Regions from separate parts of the Homo sapiens genome. Here region 2 is linked to region 1. The links are chromatin loops, found by intact Hi-C in ENCODE. Cell type or tissue: GM12878. All regions are shown on one strand. Links, peaks and the distances in the headings refer to the core of each region. The heading gives the core; the rest is flanking DNA.

The links. Peaks named below come from ENCODE experiments on the same cell type or tissue, not always from the same donor. Only the 100,000 strongest peaks of a DNase experiment are listed, where the experiment ranks them.
Region 2: it touches region 1 in a loop (4-fold over the local background); 1 of 110 quality-filtered maps calls a loop at or near these places.

What each region holds. Positions count from the first base shown.
Region 1 is chr1:234,306,562-234,314,561 of GRCh38, forward strand. SLC35F3 (solute carrier family 35 member F3) reads left to right here. Exons shown (of 8, transcript NM_173508.4): 4 at 2,540-2,759. Among named protein-coding and RNA genes, the nearest start is that of MIR4671, 4.1 kb to the left of the region's middle. RefSeq lists an enhancer at 7,482-7,776. In GM12878, for the core only: a CTCF peak has its summit at 3,580 (motif pointing left); a DNase peak (open chromatin) is centred at 3,650.
Region 2 is chr1:234,238,591-234,250,152 of GRCh38, forward strand. All of the region lies in intron 3 of SLC35F3 (solute carrier family 35 member F3), which reads left to right. Among named protein-coding and RNA genes, the nearest start is that of SLC35F3-AS1, 29 kb to the right of the region's middle. RefSeq lists an enhancer at 8,234-8,373. In GM12878, for the core only: no CTCF peak of the experiment used is centred there; DNase peaks (open chromatin) are centred at 6,050 and 8,231; H3K4me3 peaks cover 566 bases; H3K27ac peaks cover 3,490 bases.

The sequences.
Region 1 (8,000 bases), core at 1-8,000:
GGGCCAATTGTCTTGGTCTCATTAGAACCAAGACCTACCAACCTAAGCTGTGATCTCCTGGCCATGAGGCCTTAAAGGGCCAGCAGGACTCTGCCAGGCCTCAGAGTCTCACCTTTTTCATCTCCAGGATGGGATCCCCACTCTCTCCCCATTTCCAGCAACTTGGGCCATCAATACCAAGCCATATCTGTGCCCTACCTCCCTTCTCCATCCCATCTACAATGATCAGGCTTTGGAGGAGTCAAATATGGATTTTCAAAGAGGAAGTAGGTTGCCCAGTTAGCCTTGGATGGCCCCTTCCAGAAGATGAATTGTTTTTCATGACAGTGAGCCAGGTGGAACTTGGAAATTCTGCTTGCATGATGTTCTTCTCTTAGAAAGGGAAACCTCTAAGTATAGTGGAGATAGATTGACATTAATGGCCAGAAAGAATATTTGTATTTTATTTTGGTCATACTCAATGGACCAGCATCACTTTGTAGCCACCATAATCACAAACATAAAGGAAGCCATCATTCACGGTCACTGCCCCTGGGGGAACAGACTGTTCTGCAAACAGGGGCTTGGGAAAACCCCATAGAAAATGTAGCTGGAATATTGTATGAAAATTACATGGCAAACAGAAATATCAGCCTCTCAGTTAGATGAGGGTTGCAGCTATATAAAGCCAAAATGGAATCAATTCAGTTGAATCGGTTTCATGATAAATTTAGTGAAGTGAATGTTTTACCTGGCCCCGGTTTGTTCAGAAGCAACATAGGACTCTGTGTACAGAGAGAGGTGGCCAAACTGCACCAGACTCCACAAAACGGTAAGTGTGTTTCTCCTCTCTCAATATCCCAGGCTCTCATGCCTTTCTCTAAGGAGTTTTCCTGTTCCTGCTATGGACATCCCATAGTTGAGTCATGAACAAAGACAGATTTCCTTCTAGATTGATAGGAAGACTAGACAGTAAAATTAAATTTAAAATCTTACCCAATCCCCTTTGACTCTTGTTTTTAATTTTCCTCCTTTTTCTCTGCATTTTAATATTAAGTGGCACAGACCAGAGCTATTCCCCCAACCTAGTGCATTTGGTTTATTCTAGAGATGTCTTTTCTTTTGTTCTCGTGGCAGTTCATTTGGGACTGAGTCTATTTCTAGATCACTAGCAGGCTGACTCCCTTCCTGGCTGGCAGGCCATCCCCAGCTGTGGCAGTGCAGCACCATGTCCATGAGCCTGGACAGGGACTTCCATGAAGCAGTGCCTCCTCACTTGTCCATCTCCTTGCCTAGCTCATCGGGCCCAACCCAGCAATGATCTTCACTCCCCAACAGTCAAGGAAAGAGGCAGCTGTCAACCAAGCCTTCTCAGTGGCCTTTCTCCACACCCGAGCTCCCCACGGCCTCCTCTACTTCCTTCTTCTGCATGTAGAAGACTGGCTTTAATTTTCTTAAAGATTTTTTGAACTATCTGTGATCCTTCCCCCTAGACTCTAGAACGGCATCAAAAGACTTTCTTCTACAGATGTTTCCTCATCTCATTCCCGCGTTAGACTCTGAACTTTTGGATCTGCTTATTCTTCCTGTGCTAGATAGTGTCTTAGAGAAGTGGGGCTTCCACATGGTGGAATAGGTACCCTAAAAATGGCCTCAGGGAGAAAATAGGTCACGAGTTAACACTATTTGTATCATAGCCAAAATGTATTAGATATACCCAAGAAGTGACTGCCCCTGCCTGATCACAAAGATAATTCCAACTGAGGGCAACATTTTTTAAAACTATGTTTCAATGTGTTCTCTTAGAGCAAGCTTGTCCAACCCCCGTCCCACAGGCCACATGTGGTCCAGGCTGGCTTTGAATGAGGCCCAACACAAATTTGTAAACTTTCTTAAAACATTATGAGATTTTTTTTTTTGCGATTTCTTTTTGTAGCTCATCAGCTATCGTTAGTGTTAGTGTAGTTTGTATGTGGCCTAAGACAATTCTTTTTCTAATGTGACCCAGAAAAGCCAAAAGATTAGACACCCTGTCTTCCCCAGAGTATCCATCCTCCTCCATTACCGTCCTTCTCCCACAACCCCCACCCCCAGAGTATCCATCCTCCTCCATTACCGTCCTTCTCCCACAACCCCCACCCCCAGAGTATCCATCCTCCTCCATTACCGTCCTTCTCCCACAACCCCCACCCCAAAAAAGGTTTAGTGACCCCCTTCTCTTACTCAGCAAGTGACAGAATCCCTCAGTCAATCACCATAGAATTAGGCCTTCGGGTCAGATAACACACCAACATTACCTTCTGTATAGAACCATAAATTCCAAGCTTAACATGAACAGAAGGAAGAATCTGTGACATTAGATCACTGTGCAACATTTGTTTCAGTGGACTAAAGCAATAGGTTGAAGGGCTTTAATAGAAAGATGTTTATTAAAAATAATAAATTTTAAAACCCTGCCCCTTCCTATATTTGCTTAAAAAAAAAAAAACTTGCTATAGGAAATAAATGGTCTGTCTGAACCCAGGAAAATAATAACGATGCCTCTCTTTCCTTGTTTTAGGGAATGCTGTCGATTTTTTGGAGACAATGGCTTGACTTTGAAGGTGTTTTTTACCAAGGCAGCACCCTTTGGTGTTCTTTGGACACTCACAAACTACCTGTACTTACATGCAATAAAGAAAATAAACACTACGGATGTCTCCGTGTTGTTCTGCTGCAACAAAGCTTTTGTGTTCTTGCTCTCATGGATCGTTCTCAGGGACAGATTCATGGGAGTGAGGGTAAGTTCCTTATTATCTGTCTTCCTCCCTCACTCAGTCATGTCAACCAAAACCTGCCCATCGGCTTGCTTAGCTCCATGTGCTGGACCATGAGCATAAGCTGCTGACCACTTTCCTTCTGATTTGCAGCAGAAAATGAGCCCAGCAGAGGGCCCGGTTCTTGGTGTGCCTTGCCAACCTTCTTGCTTGCAAACCATACTAGACAAGCATTCATTAAAGCACCTTTCATTTCAAGCATTTCAACAAGCATTCCCTAAAGTGTGTGCCAGTCGGGGACCCAGCCTGGGAATGGCGATGTGCTCCGCTCTCTGCGTGCTCACCCCGTCTCTCATGGGCGGCTTTCCCGGCTGTAGGGCGTGGCATGACCGTGCCCTGCAGCCTGGAGCTTTCTGCTAACACTGCCACTCTCGGGTGAGGATGTGCGTGAAACCCAAAGGATCCTTCGGCATCCATGCGTGCATGCAGTCTTGGCCCTTTGCCTGGGCCTTGTGTACACAGCCAGAGTTGGCCAGACACACTCATGCTAAGTCCCAACTGTGAAGGGCCAGCTTCACTTCCTTCTAACCAATGACGAAGGGGGAGTGAAATTATATCCCTTGAATTACCTCTCATTTTACAACCGAGACCCAGTCAATTACATTAGAAGCTAGTCAAAGTTAGCTCGTCGGATTTCATAACAACTGTATGAAATAGGACACGTGCACTATCAAATATCAGCTGAAATACAGAGAGATTCCCCCGAATAAAAGAAACAGGTGAAGTTTCAAAGCACAGGGCAGAACCCTAGAGACTTCTGACTGGCTCCCTCTTGTGGCCAGGAGCTGTCACTGCCCCGTCATCACCTTGCTACAAACCAGCGCCGAGAGCATTTAGCCAGGCCGCTAGTTCTCCTGTAGTTAGTGTACAGCTTTCCCCTTCAGCCACAAAGCTAAGAGCCGGTTTGAGGGGCAGTCCCATGAAAGTAAACCCTGCTGGCCACCAGTGCAGGGCCCTCTACTTCCGTCCTTCCCTCATTGTCCTGGGAACAATGACATCACCCTAATGGTGCATTCACACCCACCTAAGTTACCCAAACAGCAGTGGGGACGTGAGTCAACTTCTGAGTTATATTTTTAGCTCGCAGTAGGGGGAAAATTTGTTTTGAGGCTTAATGTTAATTTTGGAATAAAAACTCACTCTCTGTGCCACCAGAAAAGCTTTCAGCAAATAAATGATCTGATGCATCTCTGCAAGAAATGCAGATACTTCTCACAGTGAGCCACCCAGCAGGCTGCCTGACTCGATGCTGAAGATCTGAATGTCCTGGGCCCCCCTGCCACCCACCCATGTCCTTCCTGACTTTATTTTGATGTAAAGAGCCAGGAGAATTTATGGAAATTTTTGGCATGACTCAGATGTCCCTAGAAAATTCCAAATGAGACCCTGTTCCTGGGAAGAGAAGCTTCAAGGTTAATTCTGCATCTAGCAGAAGAAACCCATTTTTTTTGAGGTTAAGAGAAGGAGGTGTGAAAAACTTGAAAAATACTCCTAAATTCATAGAAAGCAACATGATGCTTCTAGATCTTTACTGCTATGCATGGATAAGACCCCTCCAACCCCCCACCCAAGAGTCATCCTCAGAATATGGCACATTCCGGCCATGGTGGCCACTTGATTGGTTTGGTCTGTTGCTGATCACTGTGTACTGAGCAAAGTTTTGTGTTGAAGGCCTTTGGTACTAGACTGACACTGAATGAAGATCCCAGGAGCCAGTGTCGGTGATGGCATTGATGGCATTTTGTAATTTGCAAAGCACTGTGCAGTTATGAGTCTCTCTAATAATCATTATTCCTCTCCGAAGTGCATGACCAGTCATCTAAGAGCTTCCTCCCACAGGTTGTGTTGGAACTCCCTCTTCTCTTCTTCAGGAGTTCAGAGAGCTAGCAAAATCCATCATGAGACACTGCCATGTGCCAAAGGGACTGAGAGATTCTCCTTGATAAACAGATGGAGATTTAGTTCCAAGATAATATCTAACTGGTGCATGGGACCGCTCAGACTTCACTCAGACCTGGGTTGGCTGGCACTGTCCATTAGGTAATTTCCAAAGACTGAAAAGAATTAACATAGTTCTCCATCCTGGAGGGCTGAGCATATGAGCTTGAGAGTCAAGCAGACATAAAAATCCATGTTGAAGGCACAGCCTTATGTTTGTGGAATTGGCTGCTAAGGAGACTTTTGTTATTAAGGCAATTATTCAAACCACAAGGGCCATGGTTCCTGGAAAACATCAATAGGTCGAAGTCATGTGCGCAGATCCAAAAGGAAGCAAACGTGTCTTATCATGCTGGGGAGATTCCTGGCCACGTATGGTATGAGAGGGTGAGAAGCCATTGGAGTGTCTGTTTGGAAGGAGCCAAGGTGGCTCCTTGTGTCGCCATCTGACTCTCTGCTTAGGTGTGCTTTCTGTACGTTCCCTGGTTCTCCAGGTCAGGGTTCTAGCTCAGCGATGGAGATGTCCTAGGCTAGAGTCAAGTGACGAGGTCACAGATCTTGGCTCCATTGTTATAAGCTGTTTGGACCTTGAGCAGACTAGTAAATGTCTCTGAGCCTCTGTTAAATGGAGAGAATATTACTACTCATCTTAGAAAACAGTTGTGAGAATAAGATGATGCATGCCTCACACATAAAACTCAACAAATGGTATCTTTTCTCCATGGCATTATTCTTATTATTCCTTCTCAATTGGAGGGGGTTGATGGATCAGCCCAATTCTCTTGTTGGTGGATGAACATTTAGAGAGGCAGTTTAATGTGGCAAAAGCAAGAGTAGGATGAGAGCAGGTAGAACCCTGGGCGCACACTGCCTGCTAGCTGCAGCCAGGCTGAGTGAGACCACCCCCAGCCTCCATGTCAAGGGAAATGGGAGGTGAGATTCTCCGATTGTTCAGGGCTGTTCGGGACCACCAATCACAGTGAGGGTCTTTAAACCAGGAGGGACGGGGGAAGGAGCCAGAAGGTGAGCTAAGAGGTCATCCATGGGGTCCTCAAACCCCAGCGGCACATTCCTGGGGATCATGGACCTTTTTCCAAGATCAGTTCGCATCTCAATCAGATTCCAGCTGATGTTTCCAATAATCAAAATGTTCACAGTGTTTCAAAAGGGGCCATCCATTCCCAAACAGTATCTGGTATCTGGTCCTGACTCCCTGCTGTGTGGGGGGCTGCCCTCTGCAACCTGAGCCCAGCATGGGGGAAGACACAGTGGACAGGCAATGGTGGAGCTCACAGCCCAGGCCACTTTCTACTCTCGGACATAGAAGGTGTGGACTAGAGGATCCCCCAGTTCCCTCCAAACTCCAGTAATCCTTGAGTCAATGAGAGCAGGCCAGCAGCTGGGAGGGAAAGAGTTGGGGGAAGAATGATTAAAAATCAGTCCATTTTTCCCTTTTGTAAAATTGCCTGTAGCTGTGCAAATCTAAAAAGCTTCCAAATGGGGTTCTGTTTGGCAGAGAACAGGCACCCCGCCACGTTTTGTTGTTTGTTTTTTTTAGGTTTTTTTGTTTGTTTGTTTGTTTGTTTGTTTTTGTTTTGCAGAGACAGGATCTCACTATGTCACCCAGGCTGGATTACAGTGGTGCTATCATAGCTCACTGCAGCCTCAACCTTCTGGGCTCAAGTGATCCTTTCACCTCAACCTCCTGAGTAGCTGGTAGTCAGGGGCATGCCACCACACCCAGCTAATTTTTTGCATATTTTGTAGAGACAGAGTCTCACCATGTTGCCCAGGCTGGTCTTGAACTTGTGGGCCCAAGAAATCTGCCCGCCTCAGCCTCCCAAAGCACTGGGATTACAGGTGTGAACCACCGCGCCAGGCCTTGCCACCTTCTAGCAAGACTAAGCAGGAGGAGCCCTAGTCTCAACAGTGATTAGACCTCACCTAGGGCACCACTAACCCTCCTCTCTCCTCTTTAAAGCTCAAAGGTTTCTGTTGCCTTCCCATTCAGCCCCACAGGGAGCAGGGAGCAGAACTGTCATGGAGATGAGTGGTGTGTCTGTGACTCAGGCCTGGGTGCGTGGGACTCAGATCTAGAGCTCTGGCAGCCGGGCAGGTTATGACAGTGGGTCACCATGCTGGATGAGGACAGGAAGATGCTAAGCAGTAATCCCCGGCCTGTGTTCCTTCCTTACCTCCAGCCAACTGTTCCCTAGACAAAGAAGAGGTGGTGGCTCTTACCCATCTCGGTCTTGGGCCACTGTGACCCATCAGTCTTTGTTTCAGGATTGTTCCGTGGGGAGCATTGAGGGCTGGGGGGGACAGGACAGTGTAAGGAAGGAGAGGCATGGGGAGGTCAGGGGAGCTCCGTTGTCATGATTCCACACCCACCCTTAGCACCTGTCCAGGGGCCCCAGTAGGGAGAAGATGTACATGGAGCACATGGAACCACAGGGCGGACTTGACTGGCCTTCCTAGAGAGTTTGTTTTAGTGCAGGAAATGGGCAGGAAAATATTGTCACATGAAAACCCAGAAACTCAGATGTGTCAGGGTGTCAAATGTAACATATGTGCATACTTTTTAAAAGATAGAACTGGAAACTTAACAGGAATTCCAGGCATCAGGAAGGAATCTTGAGCTCTGCTCCCAAAGGCACAGGGCACGTTCCAACCCTGCTGTGCTCCACAGGGTATTGAGAGTAAGGTAGGAACCCTAGTTCACATCCCAGCACATGGGTCCGGTCATAGCAGGGCTGCTGATGTCCAGAGAGTGGAAGGCCCACAGCCAGGGATGTCAACACTGTGCCTTGTGGGCGGGACCCCCAGGAGAAGGCTGGGAGGTGTGGAGGAGGAGATCAGAGTCCCCCGCCTGCCTGTCAGAATGAACTGATGGGGTGGCACAGGCTCCTCTGATGTTTATCTCCTCAACAGACCAAAAGGTCAATGTCCAACCGTGCTCTCATTTCCTACCCCCTTGTCCCTTCCCCCAGCTTAGCTGCACAGTGCAGCCCAGGCAGAAGCTTTTAGCTGTTTATTATTTAATCAATAGAGAACAGAGGAAGAGGTTGGAAATGTGCCCTGCAAGTCTTCAGAAAAAATCACCCCTCACTGTCCTTCATTGCCTCCAACTTCAGCCGTAAGCCTGGAAAGGTAGCTCCAGGTAGCTCAATAAAAGGTAGCTCCAGGCCGGGCACAGTGGCTCATGCCTATAATCCCAACACTTTGGAAAGCCGAGGTGTGTGGATCACCTGAGGTCAGGAGTTTGAG
Region 2 (11,562 bases), core at 1,542-9,541, 66 kb before region 1:
CTCATTTATTTTTCCTCTGGCATCTCCCCCCACCCCACCACCACATCTCAGTTAACATATGCTGGCTTCATCCCAGTGAAATTCAATGACAGCCAAACACCCCTACAGACAAGTTCAGAATATTCTTTCTACAAGTGATTTTTAGGCTTTCACTGAGGCAAGCAGAACATTTTCATTACCTCTTGATCTCCTTTTTTTCTATACTTCAGCCATCCCACATCCCAATTATCTGAGATTGCTATTCATCTTTGAACAGAAATCAAGGATATGGCTTTGAAGTTTAGCAGTTTAAGAAGGTTATCTGTCTTATAACCTTATAATTCCAGAGCTTGTCTTATTCAGCTATAGCAATGTTATTTCAATTTCACTGAAATTCTTTGAAAGGTCAGTGCCAACGCTCATGTTTGTGTTTAAGGTGCGGGTTTGAAGAATAACAGCCATTTAAATAACTGCCATATGAGTGTAATTATGACTTTTATGCGGTCATGATACCTGAGGCTGGAATTATCAACAAGGGATTTGGTAACATTTTTAGCTTAAGTGCCATGGTCCCTGTGAATATTTGCAAGATAGATGTGACAGTGAAATCAAAGGTGGGAAGCAATGAAGGATGGTCTCCCAGAGGAGCATCCTTCAACTGGTGGATTTTGAGGATCAGTTAATCTTTGTGCGGGTCAGATGAGAAGGAGGGCCCATGTAGGCGGCATACAAAAGTCACAAGTGTGTACGGATTTGCAGGATGTAACCAGTATGCTCAGGCACCACCCCATCCTATCCCAATGTAAGAAATGTGGAGCCATTTCTTACTTTCCATGTGGTTTTTCATCGAGTCAAGACTAGTAAGCCAGCCGATAGGCACATTGAAACTTAAAAATCTCACCACATTTAGCAAAGGATCATCTGCACAGAGACCTGGAAAGATCAAAAAAGGACTTTGAGGATTCTCTGATCCAACTTATTCATATTATCAATGAGTCCAGAGATGCTCAGAGAAAGGGCAAGAGAGCCCTGTGCTCTGCAGCCTCAGACCTCTCCAGAAATACTACTAGGAAAGAAGTGGGTCAGCGCTATCTGTCCTTATAGGAAGGAACCTGGAGGCGGTGCCTGGGCAGGTTGGAGCAACAGAGGTAGGAGTGCTACTAGCCCATGCTGGGACATTGTGATAGATGATAAGAACATATGCTTGCCATTAGATAGTTTGGGCAGGAAACTCATCTCTTCCTTTATTTGGCAACATGGTCATAGGTAAGTCAACTGAAAGCTCTTAGTCTCAGCTCTTACTTGAAAAAAATGGAGACTTTAATTCCCACTTCCAAAGGTCACTGTGGGATTGAGTGTCCCTCCTGTGGGCTCCCACAGCTTCTGTGTAGATCGTGTTTGAAATGAACAAAATTAAACACGATGGTGTGTAAAAAGTTCTAAACTGTTCTTGGTCCAGGGATTTCCTAACCATCTTTGATTGACTCCTAACGTGGATACCAAAACTCATTCAAACCATGCCTACTGCTCTCTCTAAATCATAAAGTGATGATGATGATGTCATAAAATGATGCTGATAATGATAATGATTATGAGGTCATAAAATGATGAGGGGGAGGGCTGGGCATGGTGGCTCATGCCTGTAATCCCAGCATTTTGGGAGGCTGAGTCGGGCGGATCACTTGAGCCCAGGAGTTCGAGACCAGCCTGGCCAACATGACGAAACCCCGTCTCTACTGAAAACACAAAAATTAGCTGGACGTGGTGGCATATGCCTGTAGTCCCAGCATTTTGGGAGGCTGAGTCGGGTGGATCACTTGAGTCCAGGAGTTCAAGACCAGCCTGGCCAACATGACAAAACCCCATCTCTACAGAAAATACAAAAATTAGCTGGACATGGTGGCACGTCCCTGTAGTCCCAGCTACTTGGGAGGCTGAGATAGGAGAATCACTTGAATCCAGGAGGCAGAGGTTGCAGTGAGCCAAGATCATGCCGCTGCACTCCAGCCTGGGTGACAGAGTGAGACCCTCTCTGAAAAAAAAAAATAAAAAAGCCAAATATGTATATATATAAAATGACAAGGAGGAGGTCCTAAAATGATGATGATGATCATGAGGTCATAAAATAATAATGATGATGATGATAACATAGTAGAACCCCAGGTAACTGAGTCTTCCTCCTTATGAAGATTCAGTTCAGATTAACCAGGTAGCTGATTTGGAGCCCACAGCAAGAAGGACAGCATTGTGCCCTGTCATTGTTTTAGGCTGTTGCAGGAGGAAGGAGCCTTTCTTGGCAGAGATGAACTTTGAGACAAGTCCTGACAGGAGGGGCAGAGAACTGATGTGGAACTTATCATTGTCATGACCTTCCAGGATATGAGCTGAAAGCCAGATGGAAATGTGAGGTGATCCATTTGTCTAGAAAGCAATGTCCTGTCAAGCTCTTGATGCTTTTTATTTTTCTAAAGCTTAAAAGCAAAAAGGAGAAAACATGCTAGTGCCATACAGAAGCTAAAGCAGATGTGTTTCTTTTCTTTCTTTTCTTTTCTGCTGGCACCCCTTTTGCCTTTATTGTATACAAATCCTAGCTAAATTGGAACGACCACCCTGCCCTTCATAGAAACAGACATTATACGGGCTTCCCAAATAACTAACCCACTTTCCTGCCACATGCGGCACAGGGGTACATACAAGTGTTGTACGCACAGGAGGCTCCAGGGATATAGAAAGGAATGAGACCACGTGTGGAGGGAAGGGACCTGAGCTTTGACTCAGGCTTGTTCCAGTTCTCAGATCCACTGTTTACACCCCACATGACTTTGGGTAAGTTATTTGTAAGGGCTCCTGCAGCTTCCGTTTTCTCATATTTAAAAATGGATCCAGGACAGCCGCGGTGGCTCACTTCAGTAACCCCAGCACTTGGGAGGCAGAGGCGGGTGGATCACCTGAAGTCAGGAGTTCAAGACCAGCCTGACCAACATGGCAAAACCCCATTTCTACTAAAAATACAAAATTAGCTGGGCATGGTAGCACATGCCTGTAATCCCAGCTACTTGTGAGGCTGAGGCAGGAGAATTGCTTGAATCCGGAAGGTGGAGGTTGCAGTGAGCTGAGATTGTACCATTGCACTCCAGCCTGGGCAACAAGAGTGACACTCTGTCTCAAAAAAAAAAAAAAAAAAAAATGGAGACAATAATGCCTGTTTACACGGTGGGCTACAAGGTTTGGGGTGCAAATCAGCTCGCCTGGAACATGGCCCTGGGTCAGTGCTGCAGTAACAGTGGTCACTGGTACCCCTGCTGCTGGTCAATGATTACCCGAGTGGTGATTATTATTGCTGTTCATCATCCAGTCTTCCTTGATGGCCTTTCTGCACATGCCATATTTCTTTGGGTAATAATCCATTTCTAATTGAGCCACAGGGTAAAGGCTTTTTGGCACTGGCATTCTCTCCCATATTATTTTGTGATATCACATTCCACATAAGCTTTGCTTGGCTAATGAAACAGGAGCCAGTGGGAACAGGAATCGTGGGAAATTGCTATGCTGGATTTTTAAACCAAAATCAAATCACATGCTTTTGGATAGCCAGTGTCTGTGCTAAGTGCTCCATAAGTCAGCCTCCAGTTCACCAGAATGCAGCTGTGTCTACTTCAAGCATGAACCAGAACAGATGGGGCCACATGCCTACCCCATCTTGGGCCAGGCCTCCCTTCCACCCGCTTCCCAGCCTGCTCTAGATCTGGTCCTGAAAGAGAAGGGGGCTCCACAAGGAGGGTCCCTAGGAAACTTCCTCTGATGCGTTTTCCAGCCTGGGTCATCCCATTCAAAGAGAGGTTCCAGCTGTGAGTGGGTTCACTGTGTCTTTCAGCTGGTGAACTTGTTCTCGGAAAGCTCTTAATTATTTAAAGTGCGTATTGGTTTTTGTGGCCACACCTCATACTGTCTAGCTGAGTTCGTTAAAAAAGACAAAAAATCCAATTGGCCAGAGGAATCTCCCTTTTCTGATATTTGGGCAAGTTCTATTCATATGCTTCCTGGATCATTTAAAATACAACTATACTAATTACATACACCTCCTAGGCTGGATTCTTTGTTGAGCAGAGAGAAAACAAAGATGATTTATGTACTTAATGTAACATTCAGGAGTGCATCAGAAGCATTTCACGCTTTTCTTACCTAAGTGCCTTATTTTATGACACTTACATTTAATGAGTTACTCTCAATCATATATACTTTATTAATTTATGACAAAATAAATTAAAAGCACTGGATATTAAAGCTCCCTTGTTGCAGGAACACATCATTAGAAACACTAGATAGCATTATTTTGCTACATGTTTCTCAGGGAAAAACAGAAGAGAACTTTGTCAAAGAAAGACTTTAAGTGTTTCACCAACAAAATGGAGACAGGCTTATCAGTATTTTACTATGAATTAGTGGGGGAGTAGGGGGAATGGGTCTTCCAAATGCTTATTGGTTAAAAGTGTTTTGTTTTGGCCGGGTGTGGTAGCTCATGCCTGTAATCCCAGCACTTTGAGAGGCCAAGGCAGGCAGATCATTTGAGGTCAGGAGTTCAAGACCAGCCTGTCCAACATGGTGAAACCCTGTCTCTACTAACAATACAAAAAAATTAGCTGGGCGTGGTGGTGCACACCTGTAATTCCAGCTACTCGGGAGGTTGAGGCACGAGAATCACTTGAACCTGGGAGACAGAGGTTGCAGAGATCACGCCACTGCACTCTAGCCTGGGCGACAGAGTGAGACTCCGCCTCAAAAAAAAATAATAAAGTGTTACTGGGGGTATGCTCACCTGCGTATCCCCAATAACACTTTATTATTAGATAACCGACTGTTATTAAAGTTGGACAAAAGTTGGTGTATTTATGCCCAGCTTAGAAAGTGCCTTTGTCTCTTGGTAAAGATGTTTTCTCGCATGTAGCAAGTGGAGGGAATTCACAAAGTAGATTGAGGGACACATGTAAACGTGCATTTTGCAGAATCCTTTTAGAGGATGTAGGAGGTGTAATAGATCTTCTCTAAAGAGGAAGGTTGGCACCTTCTAGGTTTCCTGGCCAAGCCCCCAGCTCTCAGGAGTCCTAAGCAAGCCACTGGTGTCCCGTTTGACTTTGCAAAACCACATCATTCTGAGACAGAGATGGGTGACTCTGAAGCCAAGATCCCTGCTCCTGCTACAGTGCAGGGTTGCTGCAGGGAGGGCTGTGCAGCCAGAGACTACTACATCTCCCAGCCTCCCCTGGCATCTAACTTGGGCTAAGTGACTTCCCTCCAAATGGCTAGCAGTCAACCAAGACAGATAATAAGCAGATGGGCATTTTCCTCCACTTCCCTGTTCCACTGGCCACATCACAGAATCCCCAGGCTTCAAGGGATTGCATAGCTGCAAGGTGGGAGAAGGCTCACCAACGGGTGAAATGACACCTGTCAACCAGTAACATGAATCAAAACTAAACTTCTGTGTGCCAAGCCTCTGAACAGAAGAGTTTGGCATAACAGCTAGCATGACATTGATTAGTATGATCTCCATCTCTCCCCACAAGCTCAGAGTTGGAGTCAGTCTGAGAGCCTACATCCTCTACCATGCATACTTAGATATCCTTATTGGCCAAAAGCTTCCATGTGGCTTTATTTTTATTCTGAATATAATAAAAATTTTTAAAGAGTATCTGGACAGAAAATGTCAATCTTTGAACACCACAAGGACAGGGATCATGTCCGTCTTGCTCACCTGCATGTCCCCAGCACCTTGCACAGTGCCCGGTGGGGTGCTGGTAGAAAGGGGTTGGGGGAAGGAAGAAACTATCCATGGGCAGTGGTGGTGATATCAATATCATGTTCACAATCAGAGTAGACTTGCTAAGATCAGCTCTCGGCAGGCAGTCTCCAAGGAGCAATGCAGGAATCATTTCCCTCTGTCCTTATAAGAAGCTGTTCCTCTATCATCCAGAATGATAAACTAATCCTATTCAGAAAGAGCCCTTGAATGACAAAGTAAGTTTTAGAAAAAGAAGTGCTTGATTATCACTTTTTTTTTTTTTTGGAAATTAGTCAGGTCTGAAATTAGTAGACTAGCAGAGGGGAAGTTCCATTATGCCATCTGATTGAACTGAGAGTAAAAACCCATCTTCAGGAAGTTTCAATTCCACATTTATACTGGCTAGAATTTCACAAGTTCCTAAAGCTCACTGAGTCCTGGAAGAGAAGAATTTAGAGGATTTGTGCATTTAGGGTCTTTAAAGTCCTGCTAACTTTTTTATCAATATAAAATATATATTATGTGTAAATGTGTTTTTTACATGCATAGACTATGTAATGATCAAGTCACTATTGGGGGTTTCCATCACTTTGAGTATTTGTCATTTTTATGCATTGATATCATTTCATGTCCTCTCTTCTCATTAGTTTGAAATACACAAAATATTGTTTGCTAAGCATCGTCACCCTAGTCTTTTTCCTTAGTACTCTTTTCTTCTATCTAACTGTATGTTTGTCCCCATTAACCAACTTCACTTCACTCCTACCCTCTACCACCACCTACCTTTCCCAGTCTCTGGTACTATTATTCTGTTCTCTGTGTCCTTGAGATCAAGTGTTTTTAGCTCCTGCATGAGTGAGAACATGCAGTATTTCTCTTTCTGTGCCTGGATTATTTCAATTAACAGAATGACCTCCAGTTCCATCCATGTTGCTGCAAATGACATGATTTCATTCCTTTTTACAGCGGAATGGTATTCCATTGTGTATATATGCCACATTTTCTTTATCCATTTGTCCATTGATGGACACATAAGTTGATTCCATATCTTGGCTGTTGTGAATAGTGCTGTGATAAACATGTGAGTGCAGGTATCCCTTTGAGATACTGATTTATTTTCCTTTGGATAAATACCCAGCAATGGGATTGCTTCCTGCTATGGGATTTGAGAACCTACATCTGTTTCAGTTACTATTACTCTTTAACAAACTAATCTGAACCTTAATGGCATTAACAACTCCTTTGTTGGCATCAAGGGATGGCTTTTCCCCTGCTCCATGATGCTTAGAGCGTGTGCTGGAGGGGGCAACTCAACAGCTGGGGGCTAGGCACATCTGTTGTCTTCCTCCAATGTCTGGAAGTTGATGCTGGTTGTCATGGGCCACCTAAGCTGGAGCTGTCAACCTGAGGGTCTACACTTGGCCTCTTCTGATGGCCTGGGCTTCCTCACAGGAGGGTGGTCCGTGGTAATCACACTGCGTTCATGGTTGCAGCTCAGAGCCCCAGAGGGATCAGTGGACACACAGCAGAAACTCCATTCCTTTTAGGACCTAGCCTCAAAGTCACATAGTGTCACTTCCACCATAGTTTATGTCAAGGCAGTTACGAGCCTGCCCAGTTTCAAGGGGGAGGGGGACATCAACTTTGCCTCTTGACTGGAGGGTGGCAAGATCATCTCGGGGAAGAGTACATGGAATGGGAGGTATTGCTGCTACCACCTTTGGAAAATATTATCTTCCACAGCATCTGAAGCAAAGGTGGTGTTTAGAGAGAGTAGTACACTGGCCTCTGTTAGGAAGATGTGTTACTGGGCTAGGAAAGGCTGCCAGTGGCAGAGGCTTGGGGTTTGGGAGGCAGGAGGAGTGGCTCAGATGGAGAATTCTACCAGGGCAGCAGCAGTTCACTTTCTCTAACCTGACCCCAGAGAGCAATCAGGACCCTGATTTACCCCCAAGCTTTTGGGTGCAGCTGGTCTAGCTTCAAGCCCTTCTAGACACCCTGGGACCTACCCAGGTTCCCCCAGACTTCAGCTGCAGCATCTGCTGTCTCCTTTCTCTGAGAAGCAGGGCCTGTATCAGTAAAGCAGAAAATAATATCAACCTGGATAGAGAGGACTAATAAAAGTGATAATAAATTATTCAGAGAGTGGAAAACTACTCTGGAGCTGCCAAATGATAAGAGCAAACACACGATGTGTTTTCTGTCCATGAATCTTCTGGATTCCTTTTTCCATACTGATGTTTTCCCCTTCTGAATAGGTGAAGTATTTTTATGCAAATAGTGCCCAAGAAGTACAGTAATGCAGGCCACTGACAACACAGTCATGTATAACCCAAGTCACATCCTTTTATGCACTGAACTGCCAGGGGACCTAGCATTAATAAAAACCACACGTAAAACAGAAACAGCCATATGCTGAGTTAAGGCATGAATAAGAAATCACTCCCAGAAGTGGTGAGAACAGCAGAGCAGAGTGCTATTGTGGCTCTGTAGGTTGAGTGCTCTGAGAATTGGGAGGCCCTGTCGGCTGCTGTATGTGTTCAAGTCAGATGGTGTCGGTCGGGGGTAAGGCCAGACCATGGTGCTGTCCTAGGAGCCAGGCACAGCACAGAGGAGGTGGCAGACACGGCAGGGTGTGATGGTCTCAAAATAGCAGAAACCACAGCCAAGTTCAAGACCCAGTTACCAGTTCATGGGGCTGGAAACCTGGAAACCAAGGTGTGAAACCAAACAGGTGGGAGCTTGAGCACCAGCAATGGTGTCTTAAATAGTTCCAAGCCCAAGTTGTATGGGAAGGTTGGGTGCTAGGTGCTTGAAACAAAAAAAGAAGAGAAACTCTGTGTGGCAGGGAGTAGTGGAATTATGTGAATGCATGGGTGCATGTATGCATGTGTCTATGTGTGCATATGTGTATAATAGAGCAATGGTTTTAAACTTTGTCATTTGATTGTTGGGTTGGTCAGTTGATTGGCTGGTCCATTGTTTGATAGTTTGGTTGGCTGTTCCATTGTTCGGTAGGTTGGTTGGCTGGTCCATTTTTAGGTGGGTTGGTTGGCTGGTCCATTGTTTGGTGGGTTGGTTGGTTGGTCCATTGTTTGGTGGGTTGGTTGGTTGGTTGGTCCATTGCTTGGTGGATTGCTTGGCTGGTCCATTGTTCAGTAGGTTGATTGGATGGTCCATTGTTCAGTGGGTTGGTTGCCTGGTTCGTTGTTCAGTGGGTTGATTGGCTGGTCCATTGTTTGGTGGGTTGAATGGCTGGTCTATTGTTCAGTAGGTTGGTTGGCTGGTCCATTGTTTGGGGGGCTGGTTGGCTGGTCAGTTGTTCTGTGGGTCGGTTGGCTGGTCCATTGTTCAGTGGGTTGGTTGGCTGGTCCATTGTTTGGTGGGTCGGTTGGCTGGTCCATTGTTTGGTGGGTTGGTTGGCTGGTTCATTGTTCAGTGGGTTGGTTGGCTGGTCCATTGTTTCATGGGTCAGTTGGCTGGTGCATTGTTTGATGGGTCAGTTGGCTGGTGCATTGTTTGATGGGTCAGTTGGCTGGTCCGTTGTTTGGTGGGTAGGTTGGTTGGTCCATTGCTTGGTGGGTTGGTTGGTTGGTCCATTGCTTGGTGGATTGCTTGGCTGGTCCATTGTTCAGTAGGTTGGTTGACTGGTTCGTTGTTCGGTGGGTTGATTGGCTGGTCCATTGTTTGGTAGGTTGAATGGCTGGTCTATTGTTCAGTAGGTTGGTTGGCTGGTCCATTGTTTGGGGGGCTGGTTGGCTGGTCAGTTGTTCTGTGGGTCGGTTGGCTGGTCCATTGTTCAGTGGGTTGGTTGGCTGGTCCATTGTTTGATGGGTCAGTTGGCTGGTCCATTGTTTGGTGGGTTGGTTGGTTGGTCCATTGTTTGGTGGGTCGGTTGTTTGGTCCATTGTTTGATGGGTCAGTTGGCTGGTCCATTGTTTGGTGGGTTGGTTGGTTGGTCCATTGTTTGGTGGGTTGGTTGGCTGGTCCATTGTTTGATGGGTCAGTTGGCCGGTCCATTGTTCAGTGGGTTGGTTGGCTGGTCCATTGTTTGATGGGTCAGTTGGCTGGTGCATTGTTTGGTGGGTTGGTTGGCTGGTCCATTGTTTGATGGGTCAGTTGGCTGGTGCATTGTTTGGTGGGTTGGTTGGCTCGTCCATTGTTTGATGGGTCAGTTGGCTGGTGCATTGTTTGGTGGGTTGGTTGGCTGGTTCATTTTTGGTTTCAGGGGTATTTAGCAGAGGAACACTTCCTTCTAATTGAAAAACATCACATAAAGAAATGCCATATGAAAAAGAGATTCAAGAGGAGCTGTTCTGGCTATATTCAAAAAGCACTCAGATTTTTCCCAGGCTTATTTCAGATCCTCTTGATCAGAGGCTAAGCCCCAAGATACAAATCTGTTCCTGCCAGAAGCACCATGTCACAGCCCAGAAATCAAACTCTGTTCCTTGTTGCCACTTAGGTGACCAAGGTGTCTTCCCACACTCCCTGCCCTTCCAGAGTCATAGACCCCTACTCAGAGTGAAGGCCAGGTGAAAACCTCACCTGTGCAGCCACCAGGGAAACCTTCAGATACGTGTGAGGGATCCTCCAGGTTTCTTCTGTTGGAATCCCTTGCTTGTACAGCAAATCCAGAGGGAGTAGATTTTGCAGGTGCTCTGGGTGAATCTTAGGGAATGCACCCCAGGAAGCAACCCACTGGCCAGCGAGTAAGTCAGGATTTCCTGAATCTCTGCAGGGATTCGCTAACTAATCGTAAATGGAAAACACAATATCCTCCTGGGAGTGGCAGGGCTGGAGCTAGGAGTGAGGCAATTGTATCCTACCCACTCAGTAGGACCCTCACCTTGCATGAATGGTCTCATCCTTATCACCACCTCCAGGCGTGTATACTGTCATATTCTTCTGCTCAAGTTCTCTCTACCCCTTTACACATATCTAGCTTCTTTCACAGGTTTTTCCTCTATCCCATACGGAAGCTTCCATCCTCCCTAGTGAGAAAGAGGAATTCTTCATGGCCTTGCCTAAAGGAGGCCGGGCTGTGTGTGAACCCTCAGGCAGGAGAGGAACCTCCCCCTTATCCCATGGGTCTGAACAGATTCCTTATGCCACCTCTTGTGGCACATTTGGTGGGCATGTCGGTGAGGGTTTCTTGCCCACCTTCATCCAAGTACCAAGTACATCTGGAGGAGAGGGGTGGTCACTGGTCTGCTGTGGGTTGGGGCAGGGGTCCTATGGGAAAGTGAGATTGACTGCCCCACCCCTGGCCAGGGCCCTGCGTTTTTATTTTGTTGCAAGTAAAATTGGGTCCCCAAAATTATGTAGTCATCCTAAGGGTAAAAGCCAGTTTGAATTCAAATGGTCTCTCACCATTATCGTTCATGGGTGAACTTGACACTTTAGCCCAAGTAGATGATTGACAGCACAGGTATCTGGGGCATAATAACTCAGACAGACCTCTGTGCGTCTAGCCCTGAGGCTGCATCCCCCGAAGTGTGTTCCACACAATGTTAGTAATGCACCATGTTAATTAGGCTTCTGTGGTCAAAGCAGTTTGTGGAATGTATAGTTTTTGACTGCAGAACTCCTTACTCTTTAAAGTGCTAATATGTACCGGAACCCTCCGAGGGAGTATACAGTATGCCGTGTCTCCCAGCATATTTTACCAAACTAGGAAAAAAGCTAGAAATATATATGGGAGAAGAAGGAAATTATAGGCCCTGTAGTAGACCTTCTTTTCCACTGAATATAACACCTGTGCCAGCATTCTAAGAAGCACATTTTTGAAGATACTATTTATT